2 separate regions of the Mus musculus genome follow, and region 1 is linked to region 2. The links are chromatin contacts, found by Hi-C in ENCODE. All regions are on one chromosome and are shown on one strand. The core of a region is the stretch at or near the end of the contact, and the rest is flanking DNA. Distances in the headings are between cores, read along the strand shown.

Region 1 (6,772 bases), core at 1,698-4,197, 42 kb after region 2:
GTGTGGGAAGCAGTCCCTGCAGAGACCCTAGCAAGACTCAGGCTGGCTGAGGTTCCTGGCTATGTGACCTTGGGCGTACTGCTATTCCTCTCTGAACCTCTGTCTCTCTGTCTGAAATGAGCAGTGTAAGGGGTTGACAAGGCCAGGAGGCTTAGGGCATTCCCTGACACATCTCGAACCCTCATTGGTGGTGAGTTCTACCTCTGACACCCTGGCCCTGAGGATTTCATGGGTTTCAGCCTCTCTTCCTGCCGTTATCCCCCATCTCTCCCGCACACAGCGGCCCAGCACTGGTGTATTGGGGCCTGCTGCGGCAAGCATGGGGGTTACACCAGCAAACAACATAGAGACACACTGCTGTGTGCTGTGCTGGATTGGTGGTGTAGGGGAGTGGGTGGCAGCCGAGAACCTGGTGTCACAGTTGAGCACAGTGAGGGGACCACAGCTAGCTTGAGCGACAAGGGGGTCCTCTCAGGCTTGGTGACAAAGAAGGGGGTAACGTGGGGAGCAGTTTAGCAGAGCCTTGACTGAGGTGAGGCAGTGGGTGTGCTGAGAAGGCAGAATCCTGTGCAAAGGTCCTGGGGTTGAGGCCCACACCTGGTCTCAGCTGAGAATTTCTTGAATGACAGAGAAGCTAGCTTCCCAGGGGCTGGGGTGAGCTCCTTCTGTCAGGCAGGGGTACACTGAGGGAGGAAACTCACAAGAGGGTCAGTGTATGCCCTGCTGCCTTGAGTCTAGCACTTGCAATCTTCTCATCTGTTAACTGGAGCCTGAGCCACACAGGGTTGACGTCCAAGGATATGTCAGAATCGCCTGAGCCATTGGAAAGGCACCTCTGGGCAAGGAGACTGTAGCCCAGAGAAGGTGATGAGCCCGCCTGTGTCACACAGCTCTGCGTTTGACCCCAGAGCCCCTTACCTCCAGTGCCTGCACTTTCCTCTGCCTCCCCCCAGGGCTCATCACACTTGCGATCCTGCTATCAACTTGCTTTCGGTGTCACAATTTCCCAGCTTCATAGAGGAGAAGCAGAGATCCAGGGCCCTTTGCCTTAGAAGCTTCTGTAAGGAGAAGGCAGCAGTAAGCCCTAGAGCCCCGCCCTGAGGCCCGAGCCTTGGCCCCGGAAGGTGGAAGGATGGTAGTGGCCCGATGGCCCAGTGCTAGGTTCTAGAAAGGCGTGGTGAGGTTGCTGAAGGTTCGTGAGCTCTGGCTGGGCCTGAGGCGTCTGTCCCGTTTAGGTGACAGGTGACTTTGAGCAGCCTGGCCCTGTGAGGAGTGTGTGCCAGGGCCGAGCTGCCGTCAGTGCTTCCTTGCTGATTCCTCCATCTCTAATGGGTGGTCAGGGTACCAGCCATGTTTCCACGTCCTTTCCCTGTCTGCCCCCCTCCCCCAGCTGAGCAGTGCCCCCCTGGGAGCGGGAAGCCTGGGGTCAGCACAGATGAGAAAATCATCGCTCTATAGGACAAGTGTGCTCTGCTGTGGCCCAGAGGTTCCTGGAAGTCCATGGTGCCAGTCATCTTGCCACATAAGAGGGGAAACTGAGGCTCAGAGAAAGCCTGAGGCTCACCAAGAGTCTCAGAGTGGGCCATTCTCATTCACCACAGGCTGTGGTGTCACGGTAGAAACCATACCAAGTGCACCGCTAGGCCTGGACTGCTGTCCTGTGGGAACCCGCTGTTGCCCCTGCCGTGCCTGTGGGGTACATCCACTGAGCTTCTGTGTATGGGAACGAGGGCTCAGGCCAGCGTTGCACTGCAGGGAGCAGAGGACCCCACCGAGGCCTGGGGTTTGACACCCTGGGTCCCGACTCTGACCTGGACCACATTCCCTCTTTTGTCCTGGCCCCAGCTTCCCTGTGAGAAAATGGGAATCCTACTGAGCCAGGGTTCACCTGCTCACATGGCGGATGCCAGGATTCTGAAGGGAAACTGTGGCCAGCTGGGTCAACCTGGCTGTGGAAGCCAAGCCTGAGACAGAAGAACATCACCAGGTGGCTCAGGCAGTCTCTCTCCAGCTCTGACCTACACCCCCACCCCCACCCCAGTGCCCACTGGTTGTCCACTCTTCTTCCAAGGACTCACGGGAAGGGACCTCACACAGCCTGTAGCTGGCTAGACTACTCTTTGCCAACGCTGCACAGCTCTGAACCGTGTTCCCTGCCTGTGCTGGCTTTGTCTTTGCTGCTGCACGCCTCCTAAGCTTGCCCTGGGGCTCAGCACTGCCATGATCTGGCTCTGGGCAGCTGCTTTCACACTTCTTTCCTCCTGACATGCTCTTAGATGTGTTTGGGGCTTAGCTGATCTCAGCCTCTGTCTCCCTGGCAGCAGGTACCTGTGTCACACTGTCATACTCACGCCTGTCACCTCCCTCCCTGTGGTCAGTCATCCTATTGGATGTGCTCCCCACTTATCTCTGTGCTCCCTATGGTCATCCTCTGTTGGATGTTCTCCCCACTTATCTCTGTGCTCCCTCCCTGTGGTCAGTCCTCTGTTGGATGTGCTCCCCATTTATCTATGTGCTCCCTATGGTCATCCTCTGTTGGATGTGCTCCCCATTTATCTCTGTGCTCCCTCCCTGTGGTCGGTCCTGTTAGATGTGCTCCCCAATTGTCTCCATGCCCTGCTGTCACTATAGCTTCCTTTCTCCGTCCTCCCAGGTATGCCGTGCTTGAGGAGCACCCTCCTGGGAGCAGGGGAGAATGACCTTGTACATTTGACCCCAAGACCCTCACACCCATCCCCTGCACACCTGCACCTCCATCTGGTGAGCAGCTGGGCAGGGATCCAAGTGCTGCTGTCAGCGCCTTTGTGGCCTTGTCCTCTCCCTGGATGCACCAGGCCTCAACGGGTGGTGGGCAGACAGCCCAGGCTAAGAACAGGGCAACTGACGCATACGGGACATGGTGCCGGGAGCCTCCTCCCCACCATGAATCCGTCACGTCACCGTCACGGGGAGAGTAGGCACTGGGCCCCAGCCCAAACCATCCTGGGGAGCAGAGGAGCAGGGCCACCTCAGGGTGACCTTGAGGGCTTGGGAGGAGCTATGGGGCATTCTGTCTACCCTGGCCTGATTGGAAAGGATGGAAGCCAGGGGGAACCAGCACCTCTCCAAGCCAGAGCCCTTTTCAGCCCCTCCCCTGGCCTCTTCTTATGCCCCACCTCACCTGGGCTTTCCCCAACTATGGGCAGAGGACCTGGTTCTGCATAAAGTGGTATTGTTTTAGCTTGGATCTGAGCAGGGGGAGGGACTCTGTGTATGGCTGAAGCTTTGTAAGCATGCACGCACACACATGTATGAGCAACATACATGTGCTTAAGTGGCATAAAGGGGGAGTAATTGGCTGCATTTCCAAGGCCACGGACATGATTGCTTGCCACCATTGAACACAACCCCAGCATGTGTCCCTGGGGTGGACCATCCCTGAACATGTCCTGTGCACCCACACATACTCCTGCATATGTGCCAGCCTGCACGCTCGCTCGCTCGCTCGTTCGCTCAGTGTATCCATCAGAGCCCTTGGGTCTGCGCACCGAGTCAGCTGCACACCTGTGTGTGCACCTGCACACCAGTGTGGTCCACAGACTGAGGAGGGAGGCACTGCATTACAGACCGAGCGAGGGCTCCTGCTTCTCCAGACAGCATCTGAGAGGACTCAGCCCCTACCAAGAGGATCTGACTGCTGGTGGGAAACTGAGGCTGTGTGTCACAGGAGCCAAAGTCTTTGGCTATGAGAGCGTTATGTGGTATGAATGAGGACCTTGTGACTCCCACACTTGGCCCCACAGTGGGGAGAAAGGTGTGTCAGGGTGGCCTTCAAGGTTCCCAGCCTGCTACAAAGCCAGCCTTTGACCCAAGTTGGACCTTCTCAGTTGGCTGTTCAGCTGGCATTGCCACCGGAGCCTCCTCTGGGTGCCTTCTCATGCCTCCCTCCCTTCTCCTCTGCTGCTCACAGCTTTAAATTGGCTTCACTTTAACACAAAGTCTAGACATTTTTTTTTTCAAAGTGCTCTCTTTCCTAGAGTCTCCCTGGGGGAGGAGCAGGAGGTGGCGGTGGCGGTGGCTCTTGTGGACACTGTTCTGGCTTTCCGGGACAAATGTGGATTTCTCTGACCATCCTGTGTCCTTGCTGGAATGCAACTGTCTAGGGCCTTCGCAGTTTCTGGAGTCTGGAGTGCAGGGTGTGAGCTGGAGCCAGGTCTGGCTGTGTGCAGCCTGCAGGGTAACCCAGCCAAATCTCCCCAGGGCTTTGGGGAAAGTGAAAGATGAATCCACTGGGCTGTGGGCTGTGACCCCCTGCTGCTGTCCAGTCTCCTGTGTCTCAGGAGGAGCCGCCACCAGATCGCACCTTGACACTTCCCATCGAACAAGGCCCAGGAAAGGGCTGGCTTCCCTGACCCCATGCAGAAGGATGATAGCTAAGAGTCAGTGCTCATCAGGCTATGCGGACAGGGCCCCTTGGTTCCTGACTCCATGGTGACTGTCAGTGTCTTAGGAACCTTGATTTTGGCCTCGCTTTGCTGTGTTACTTGGAGCAAAGCCTCGTCCTTCTCTGATCCTCTTGATGCTGGAAGGGGACGTGAGGTGGTCCCAAACCCTGAACCCTCTTTGGGATTCATGTGCCCTCCTCTCCTGGGGTGTGTGTGTGGGGGCTAGTCCCCTACTCTTGCCCCTCCTCCTTTGGCTTAGTTCTGCCCACAGAACCAGCCCTCCTTCTGGAGAGACCCAGACCCTCCCACCCCCCACTGCCAGCCCGTTCTACTCCCCTCCCCCATGGAAGCTGAGACAAGGGAATTATTTTTGGAACAGGAGCAGTTACACAACAAATGAATTATTTATCTTTGGGCATGGAGAACGAGGCATTTCACTGGGCTTCTTAATTCTTATCCGGATTTGGGGGTGCCCACTTGGATGTGTGGACATGTCTGTCATGTACACAGATGGTAGGGAGGGGTGTGTGTGTGTGTGTGTGTGTGTGTGTGTGTGTGTGTCCCTCCCATGTACAGCCCATGCAGCTTTGGTTTCATAGGCTTTGTGCAGGCCAGCAGTTGCATGTGGACACTGTGCAGGATGTGCACCAGAGGGTGGGTGCCCATGCATGTGTGCCCACCTGTTCCTCTCCAGTCTTCCTCCCCTGCCCTCGTTCTCAGACAGTCCCTACCCACACGGTAACTCTCCCAAGTCTCTCCTTCCCGCCTTGCCACCCCAGCCCCTTTTTTTTTCTCTATAGAAGCAAGGGCCCTGGGGTCCTCTCTGGCGCTGAGCCCCTGGTTCTAAAAGGGTATAAAAGAGGGATGGGGGCCTACACTGGATCCTGAAGGGGTGGGTCCAGGCCCTCGTGCTAATCTGCCATCGTCTTTTGATGCTACCTTGCAGGAACAGATGGGCTTCTTCCTGTCTCCATCTCGCTTAGCATCCCTCAGTGTTGCGCTCCTGGTTCCTGTGGGAACTGCTTGAAGGTCTGAGCCTGGAACCCAAGGGGAAGGGGAAGGAAGAGGAGGAAGAGGAAGACGTCAAAGCCTGAAACCCTGCATACCTTTCCAACCGGAACCTGGAGTCACAACAACGCCCACTGCCTGCTCATCGTCCTTTAGAGCATCAGGCGCCAGCTGTGTCCATCCTGCCCAAGGCCCCTGTGCTGGGGGTCACCCCCAAGATGGTGACGGCTCCGGGGAGGACTGTGCTCCCAGCCCCAGCCTCTGGCTGCTAGGTCCCTCTGTGCTCCGGCCCTTCACCCCAGCTGGGCATCTAAGGGGCCAAAGCCTGGGGCCATGCTGCGCCTGGGGCTGTGTGCGGCAGCGCTGCTGTGCGTGTGCCAGCCAGGGGCTGTGCGCGCTGACTGCTGGCTCATCGAGGGGGACAAGGGCTACGTGTGGCTGGCCATCTGCAGCCAGAACCAGCCTCCATATGAGACCATCCCTCAGCACATCAACAGCACTGTGCATGACCTGCGGCTCAATGAAAACAAGCTCAAGGCCGTGCTCTATTCCTCCCTCAACCGCTTCGGGAACCTCACGGACCTCAACCTCACCAAGAACGAGATTTCCTACATCGAGGATGGTGCCTTCCTGGGCCAGACGAGCCTGCAGGTCCTGCAGCTGGGCTACAACCGGCTCAGCAACCTGACTGAGGGCATGCTGCGAGGTATGAGCCGCCTGCAGTTCCTCTTCGTCCAGCACAACCTCATCGAGGTGGTGACGCCCACCGCCTTCTCCGAGTGCCCCAGTCTCATCAGCATCGACCTCTCCTCCAACCGCCTCAGCCGCCTGGACGGCGCGACCTTCGCCAGCCTGGCCAGCCTGATGGTGTGCGAGCTGGCTGGCAACCCCTTCAACTGTGAGTGTGACCTCTTCGGCTTCCTAGCCTGGCTTGTGGTCTTCAACAATGTCACCAAGAACTATGATCGCCTGCAGTGTGAGTCACCGAGGGAGTTTGCCGGTTACCCGCTGCTCGTGCCCAGACCTTACCACAGCCTCAATGCCATCACTGTCCTGCAGGCCAAGTGCCGCAACGGCTCAATGCCTGCCCGGCCTGTGAGTCACCCCACACCCTATTCCACGGATGCGCAGAGGGAGCCTGACGAGAACTCAGGCTTCAATCCTGACGAGATCCTCTCGGTGGAGCCGCCCGCCTCCTCCACCACAGATGCATCTGCTGGGCCGGCCATCAAGCTGCACCAAGTCACCTTCACCTCGGCCACCCTGGTTGTCATCATCCCCCACCCTTACAGCAAGATGTATGTTCTGGTCCAGTACAACAATAGCTACTTCTCTGACGT
Region 2 (6,493 bases), core at 2,938-5,437:
ACGTGTGCCCTCTGGACTGCCTCTCATTTTGTCTCTCCCCTGCAGTGGGTCAAGCAGTCTGTCCCAGCCCCAGAGGCCCAACAGGAGTGTGGCTCCTTATAGCTCTGTGCATGTATCTGTGATTTGAGAATTGCTTAGCCTAATTTCCTAGCGCCAACCCAAAATGTCACACAGATCGAATGAAAGAAAATCAACATGTATGTGAAGGATGCATCTGGTGGCTACTCAGCTGAGTGTGTGCCCGGCACCCCCATACATCTCTCTACGCTGCTCTCCAAGCTCCAGACAGAAGACCTTCTGGGGAGAAACATCCTGATGATATGGGGTCATTGGCGTGTGAGTCACATTTGTTCAACTCAGGAACAGAGGTCACTTTGTTGGTGGGCTGTGGGGACCACTCATCAGTGCTGTGAGAAGACCCCAAGGTGGGTGAAGGTCTGGAGTGTAATACAGGGCTCCAGGCAGTTGGAAGTGCCCGCCATGTTACCTTGGACATTGGGATTCTGGGACGGTTCCTATACAGCTGTTCCTTTGGCCCACACATCAGTCCACCTGTGAGCTGTTAGCTCAGCTTCAGGGAGGGGCACTTTGATTCAGTGCGGAGAGAAGAAATTGGGTGTTATGGAAAGAGGGAGAGAGAGACAAACGTCCCCAGATGATCCTGTGAGTGCTTCAGGCAGCTGATGCCAGTCACTTGGCATCTTTCTAAGACCACATCTGCATCCTTGCCCGGGCTGCAGGCCACCTCTGGAGGGCTTAAACAGATGAGAGAGAAAGAGGAGTCTGTTACAGGGGACCAGGTGACAAATGGAAAGGCCTGGCCTGTACCTGGGATGTGCTCATGCCCACTTCTGCCTCACCCCACACCCCTGGCCTGGGTCTTGAGGTTGAACTATTCCCAGTTTTCTGAGAAATTTCCAAAGTGGTTGTACAAGTTTACTCTCCAGCCAGCAATGGAGGAGGGTCCCCCCCCTGTTCCACATTATCGACAACATGTGCTATCCCTTGAGTTTTTGATCTTAGCGGTTCTGACGGGTGTAAGATGGAATCTCGGAGTCGTTTTTATTTGAATTTCCCTGATGACTAAGGAGTTTGAACATTTCCTTTTTGCTTCTCTGGCATTTGAGATTCCTCTGCTGCGAATTCTCTGTTTAGCACTGTACCCCATTTTTAAATAGGGTTATTTGTGTTGTTGGTGTCTACCTTCTTGAGTTCTTTATAAATTTTGGATATTAGCTCTTTGTAGGGCTAGATGTAGGGTTGGTGAAGATCCTTTCCCAGTCTGCAGGCTGCCGTTTTGTCCTTTGCCTTACAGAAGCTTTTCAGTTTCATGAGGTCCCATGTATCAATTGTTGATCTGAGAGCCCGAGCCACTAGTGTTCTGTTCAGGAAGTTGTCTCCTGTACCAGTGAGTTCAAGGCTCTTCCCCACTTTCTTCTCTATTAGATTTACTGTGTCTGGTTTTATGTTGAGGTTCTTGATCCACTGGGACCTGTGTTTTGTTCAGGGTGATAGATAAGGATCTATTTGCAGTATTCTGCATGCAGACATCAGGTAGACCAGCACCATTTGTTGAAGACACTTTCTTTCTTTTCTTTTTTTTTTTTCTGTTGTATAGTCTTGCTATCTTTGTGGAAAAAAATCAAGTATCCAGAGGTGTGTGGATTTCTAATTAGCCTGTGTTCCCATACTGACACCATGCAGTTTTTATGACTACTGCTCTGTAGTCCAGCTGGAGGTCAGGGATGGTGCTACCTCCAGGAGTTCTTTTATTGTTCTCGGTTGTTTTTAGCTATCCTGGGTTTTTAGTTTTTCCACATGAAGTTGAGAATTTGCTCTGACAAGGTCTGTTAAGAAATGTGTTGGAATTGTTATGGAAATTGCATTGAATCTGTCAAGTCCCGGTGTTCACACTCATACCAAGCTCTTTCTCTGGGTCTTTTTGACCAGGAGGCTGCTATGTACCCAAGTTTTTTGCTAACACGGTAGCCACAAGCCATACGTGGCCACTTAAGTCTAAATCAATCAAAATAAAAAAGATAAGTGCACCCGGCAGTTGTAGAAGCCACGGTTTTAACCACACAATAGCCACAAGAGGTTAGTGACTCCTTAAATCATTTCCGCTGTGGTGGAAAGTTACATTGGACAGTGCTTGTGTAGAGAAGGCCCAATCAAGGAACCAGATGGTGTAGTCAACAATGACACCACCTCAGCCCCGGCCAATGTCATCATCTGTGTGGTGCAACAACGGAGCTCAGAGAGGGAAACTGGCAACAGCTTATCTCTACCCTGCAAGGGCCAGCCTTCAAAGCTGGAATGTGGGAACCATGGAAGCTCAAAACTACCGCTGAGTGAGTCTAGCCAGCTTTGCAGGCCCCAGGAGAAAAGAGAAGGCACCAGTAAGGAAGTGCGACCTTAACCATTTCTTACAGGCGGGAAACTGAGGCTGGGGGTGGGGGTGGGGCAAGGTGTGACTCTCACTCTGGCTGATGACCGGGACACTCATACAGATGAATCAGAGATGTTACTTTGCAATTCTATGCCTGGTGCTTCCCAGAGTCAGTGCTCAATGTCTTGGACCAGGGCTGGATTTAGTAGGCCTCTGCCAGCGCCCACCTCAGCACACGCGAGCCACAGGGAGTTTTCTGCAGTCGCGCATTTGATCCGCTAGAGGGCGCAGGGGCAGCCGTCTCTTCAACAGAAGCGAGCTTGGCGGAGGTGGGATCGGGAGATGGTGGGGTGGGGGATGGTAGGGGCGGGGGTGGGGTGTGTGCTACTGGAGCTGGACCCACCTCGGTGCCTAGCCTCGGTTAGGGAACCCTGAGTTCTTATGGTCCCTCTTCGGGGAAGGGGATTAGGTTAGTAGACAGAGGCAGCATAAGGTTTCATTGGGTCTGCAAAGAAGATCTGAAGGATGGGTAGGAAGAAATGCGCCTGCCACTCAAAAAGGTACAGGTCGGGAGGCTTAGAGGTGAGACACCCCACAGTCTCTCTAAATTGTGACATAACAGGTGGCCTGGGTCTCAGCGCTTATCTACCCTTCTGGTCCTATCCTGGGCTACTTTCCTGTCCTCGGATGACAAGAGCGAGGCGATTTTGTACAGCATTTCTTTCTGCTCTAGTGCTACCCAACTCCACGGGTCCCTCTGTACTAAGTACACCAGGATGCTTTCCGCCTCTGTGACTTTGCACATGTCGTTCCCGCAGTCTGGGATACCCTTCTCCACTTCCTTCAGCTGAGCAACTCCTACCCATCAGCTCCCATTCATCTGTCCAGACTCAGCCCAGGCCTGTTAGGAGTTCCAGCAGCCGGGCTGAGTCGCTGTGCACCACCTGAGGACAGGCTCTGGTGAATGCGGCCCGGAAAAGTGATTGCGAAGCACAAAGTCTGGCGGCGGCAGAGCTCAACTGTCTGGGTTGGCGGGTCACAACGGCTGGAGGAGACTCCTGACATCAGCCCAGACTCCCACCAGCTGCTTGTGTGCCCAGCTTCGGGTGCAGAGCCTCAACTACCGCTGCCTTGCAGGGAGACTCCCTTGCAGGTGGTGGTGGTGGTGGTGATGGTGGTGGTGTCTGTGTTTGAAGCGGAGCTTAAGCTGTGGCCAGGAAGGCCTTAGGAAGTTTCTCTTTGTGGCCACAGAGCCCAATATGCTCCCGGGGATGGGGTAAGGCAGCGAGGGGTAGCCAAATGCCTTGGTTTGGAGGCAGGGAGAATTGGGAGACTCCACGGACTCGGACTCGCTGTATAAACTTTGGGCAAGCACTCTGCTCACCCGCCTCAGCTGTCCCGCCTGCAAAATGGGAACGCAGCAGCTCCACCGCAGTGCTCTCCAGTGGTTACACGCGGAACACCGGGTCAGGGCGCAGGCGGAAAGGGGTGCTCGGGCATGGGAAGGGGGGAAGCGGGGTTGGGGATGAGATTGTCCTCGAGCAGGGCGCTGCACCCGGGGCAACTTTGCCTCCAGCTGTTGAATGAGCTGGAGGAGGCGGTGGTGGGGTGAACTGAGACATAGCCCGGAGAGAGGTGGCCGAGGTGGGGCGGGGCCGGGGGGCGCGCTCGGCGGGTGCCCGGGGCTTGGCGGTCCGCGGTGCAGCCACCTCACAGGGCGCTGCAGCTGCAGTAGCGCCAGAGCCCAGCGCGGCCCCCGCCCCGTGGCGTGTGTCTGGGAGCGCGCTTGTGGCCGTGGAAGCAGACGGCGGAGGGGCGGGAGGGTCTGCAGCGGAGAGAGGCCTGTGAAGGGATCTGGCTACAGAGCCGGACGGACCGACAGACGCAGTGATCGCCAGCCCCTGAGGTCCTCCGCCCAGCACCCGGGCCCTCTGCGGGCAGCAGCCCTACGCGGCGGGAGGCGGGGGTGGCAGTGTCTGCGCGCACACGCACGCTCACAGACACACACGCCCGGGCCACGCCACAGACACACGACACGCACAGAGCCACGGCCGGCCGCCGCGCACACTCGCACCCGCGCTCACGCTCGCTCTCCGGCGCAGGCCCCGCAGCAGCCGCTGCCGGGAGGTGGTGGCATCCCGCTCGGATCCCAGTCAGGACTGGAGGTGAGTGGATTCCTCCGGATCCGAGTGCTGCAGGCGGCTGGCGGGGACCCCGGGAATCCAGGCTGAGCTGAGGGCTCCCTGGCCGCCAGCGGGGGTGGGGCTTGGAAAGGGACCTGGGAGGGGAGGATGAGGCAGGGAGAGCCACTCTTCTTGGTTCTTCTTGGTCTGGGGATCCCCCATAAGACCCCCAAGGGACCACCCTGCGCAAGGTGGTGGGGGAGAGGCTGGGCGGAGGCGTGGTGGGAGGGCAGGGAGGACGAGCGTCGAGGTGAACATTTTCGCGGTGGTGATGCAGAAGCTTGAGCAGGGTTTTGCTAGCCAGTACCACGCCGCACCTCTCTGGCCCCCATTTTGGCGAACCAGAGCTCCGGCCCGCTTTTCACTGAGTCGTGGCGGGTCAAGGAATTCATCTCACTGGTAAGGGGGGCTTCACAGGGTGGCTAGATCTCTAGCCCAGGGGGAAGGGACCGGCTTTCGACTTGCCCCCTATCTCTCAGGGGCACTGTGAATGTAGTAGGGGGACCAGAGTTAGGGTATGCTGGGACCCTTGCAAGGACTTGGATTTTTTTCCCCTCGGCAGGGCTGGTGTGGGACAGAAGCACCAGCATAAACGGACAGACTGCAGCTCTGACTGAGCCCCACCATTGCCTAGTGGTGTGTGTGTGTGTGTGTGTGTGTGTGTGTACTGCTACTGGCTAGGAGGGGGTAGAGGGTGGGTGTGTTGGCTGGTGGGGTGGTATATGCATGTGGAAAGGATGTGTATTGACTCAGGATAGACCCCCATTGCCACACAGACACACACACAATCTGTGGCTCAGCAGGGCTTCCTTGGAATATTTGGAGGGGAGAGAGCTTGTATGTGTCTGTGTGTCTGTATGTGCCTGTGTGCGTCTCTCTCTCTCTCTCTCTCTCTCTCTCTCTCTCTCCCTCTCTCTCTCTCTCTCTCTCTCTCTGAATCTGCGTACTTGGGGAGATTGTGTGGAGGAGGATAGAGGCTGCCAGGCCTCGGTGTGTCAGGCATGACCAAGGAGAATGAGCCGGGGACACTGCTCAGAATCTCAGCCAGATCTGGATACATGTGGTACTTAAGGGTACTTCCCAGGGCTCTGGACTCTTCTTACCCTGCAGCTGGCTCCTTGTTGAGAGATACAGGTGTTGAACTGGGGTGTGTGTGTGCGCCTGTGTGTGCTGAGTGCGCGTGCATGTGTGTGCGCGCGTGCTCCTGTGTCCGGCTGCGGATGTCACTGTCAGCAGGCCAGGCTGTGGGAGGAGAAGCTGGGGGAAGGGGCAGCTGCTCGGCAGTACCTGGAGGAATGTAGTAGAAGCTGCAGCCCTGGCTGTTGGCTTCGCTGACGGAGGAGGGGCATCTCAACACCCGGAGCTGCATCACGAGGGCTAGGCATGTTTGCCTCTGTGTGTGTGTGTGTGTGTGTGTGTGTGTGTGTGTGTGTGCTTGGCTCTAACTGTTTCTGTACCCTGTGGACACCTGTGGGACATGTTATGTCTAGATCAACAGTGGGCTTGCACATGCGTGTCAATGTTGTCTGGTATGTGGATGAACGCACATTGCTGCTGTCTTAGCTATCTGTGGACCCTCTTGTCATGCATGGTGGACAGGGGGACCTCTGGGCCACCAGCCTTCAGGCAGGAAAAGAAGAGTAAGACACCGGGAGAAAGAAGTGTGTGTGTGTGTGTGTGTGTGTGTGTGTGTGTGTGTGTGTGTGTGTGTGTGTGTGATGTCAGTGAGAACCTTGGGGTGTGACATCAGCTTCAGGCTATTGGTGACGTCACAGGGACAGCAATGTGAGGGCCACCCTTATGGGCCGGGGCATGTGATATCACTGTGCATGTGTGGGGTTGAGTGTGTTTATGCCCCTTGGGAGGAGGAAGAAGAGGAGCAGGGGATGGAGCAAGAGCAAGAGGTCTCTTGCAAGGGGTC

Evidence for each region. A loop is a pair of places that touch in the nucleus more often than their neighbours do.
Region 1: a map of heart shows a loop between it and region 2 (3-fold over the local background). The contact joins the enhancer-like site here to the promoter of Elfn2 in region 2. A Hi-C loop is called at or near these places in 7 of 37 maps with a recorded cell type or tissue (adrenal gland, heart and left cerebral cortex).

What each region holds. Positions count from the first base shown.
Region 1 is chr15:78,673,339-78,680,110 of GRCm38, reverse strand. It overlaps Elfn2 (leucine rich repeat and fibronectin type III, extracellular 2), which reads left to right. Exons shown (of 2, transcript NM_001358692.1): 2 at 5,371-6,772. The coding sequence starts at 5,766. It overlaps 1700041B01Rik (a long non-coding RNA gene), which reads right to left. Exons shown (of 4, transcript XR_003951540.1): 3 at 5,364-5,461; 4 at 1-4,561. Among named protein-coding and RNA genes, the nearest start is that of 1700041B01Rik, 6.1 kb to the right of the region's middle. Within about 2 kb of position 2,947, at least 1 of the 3 ENCODE cell types and tissues checked has a DNase peak (open chromatin) inside an H3K27ac peak, as active enhancers do; it is left cerebral cortex, where a contact is called at or near this core.
Region 2 is chr15:78,716,465-78,722,957 of GRCm38, reverse strand. It overlaps Elfn2 (leucine rich repeat and fibronectin type III, extracellular 2), which reads left to right and starts at 4,187. Exons shown (of 2, transcript NM_001358692.1): 1 at 4,187-4,554.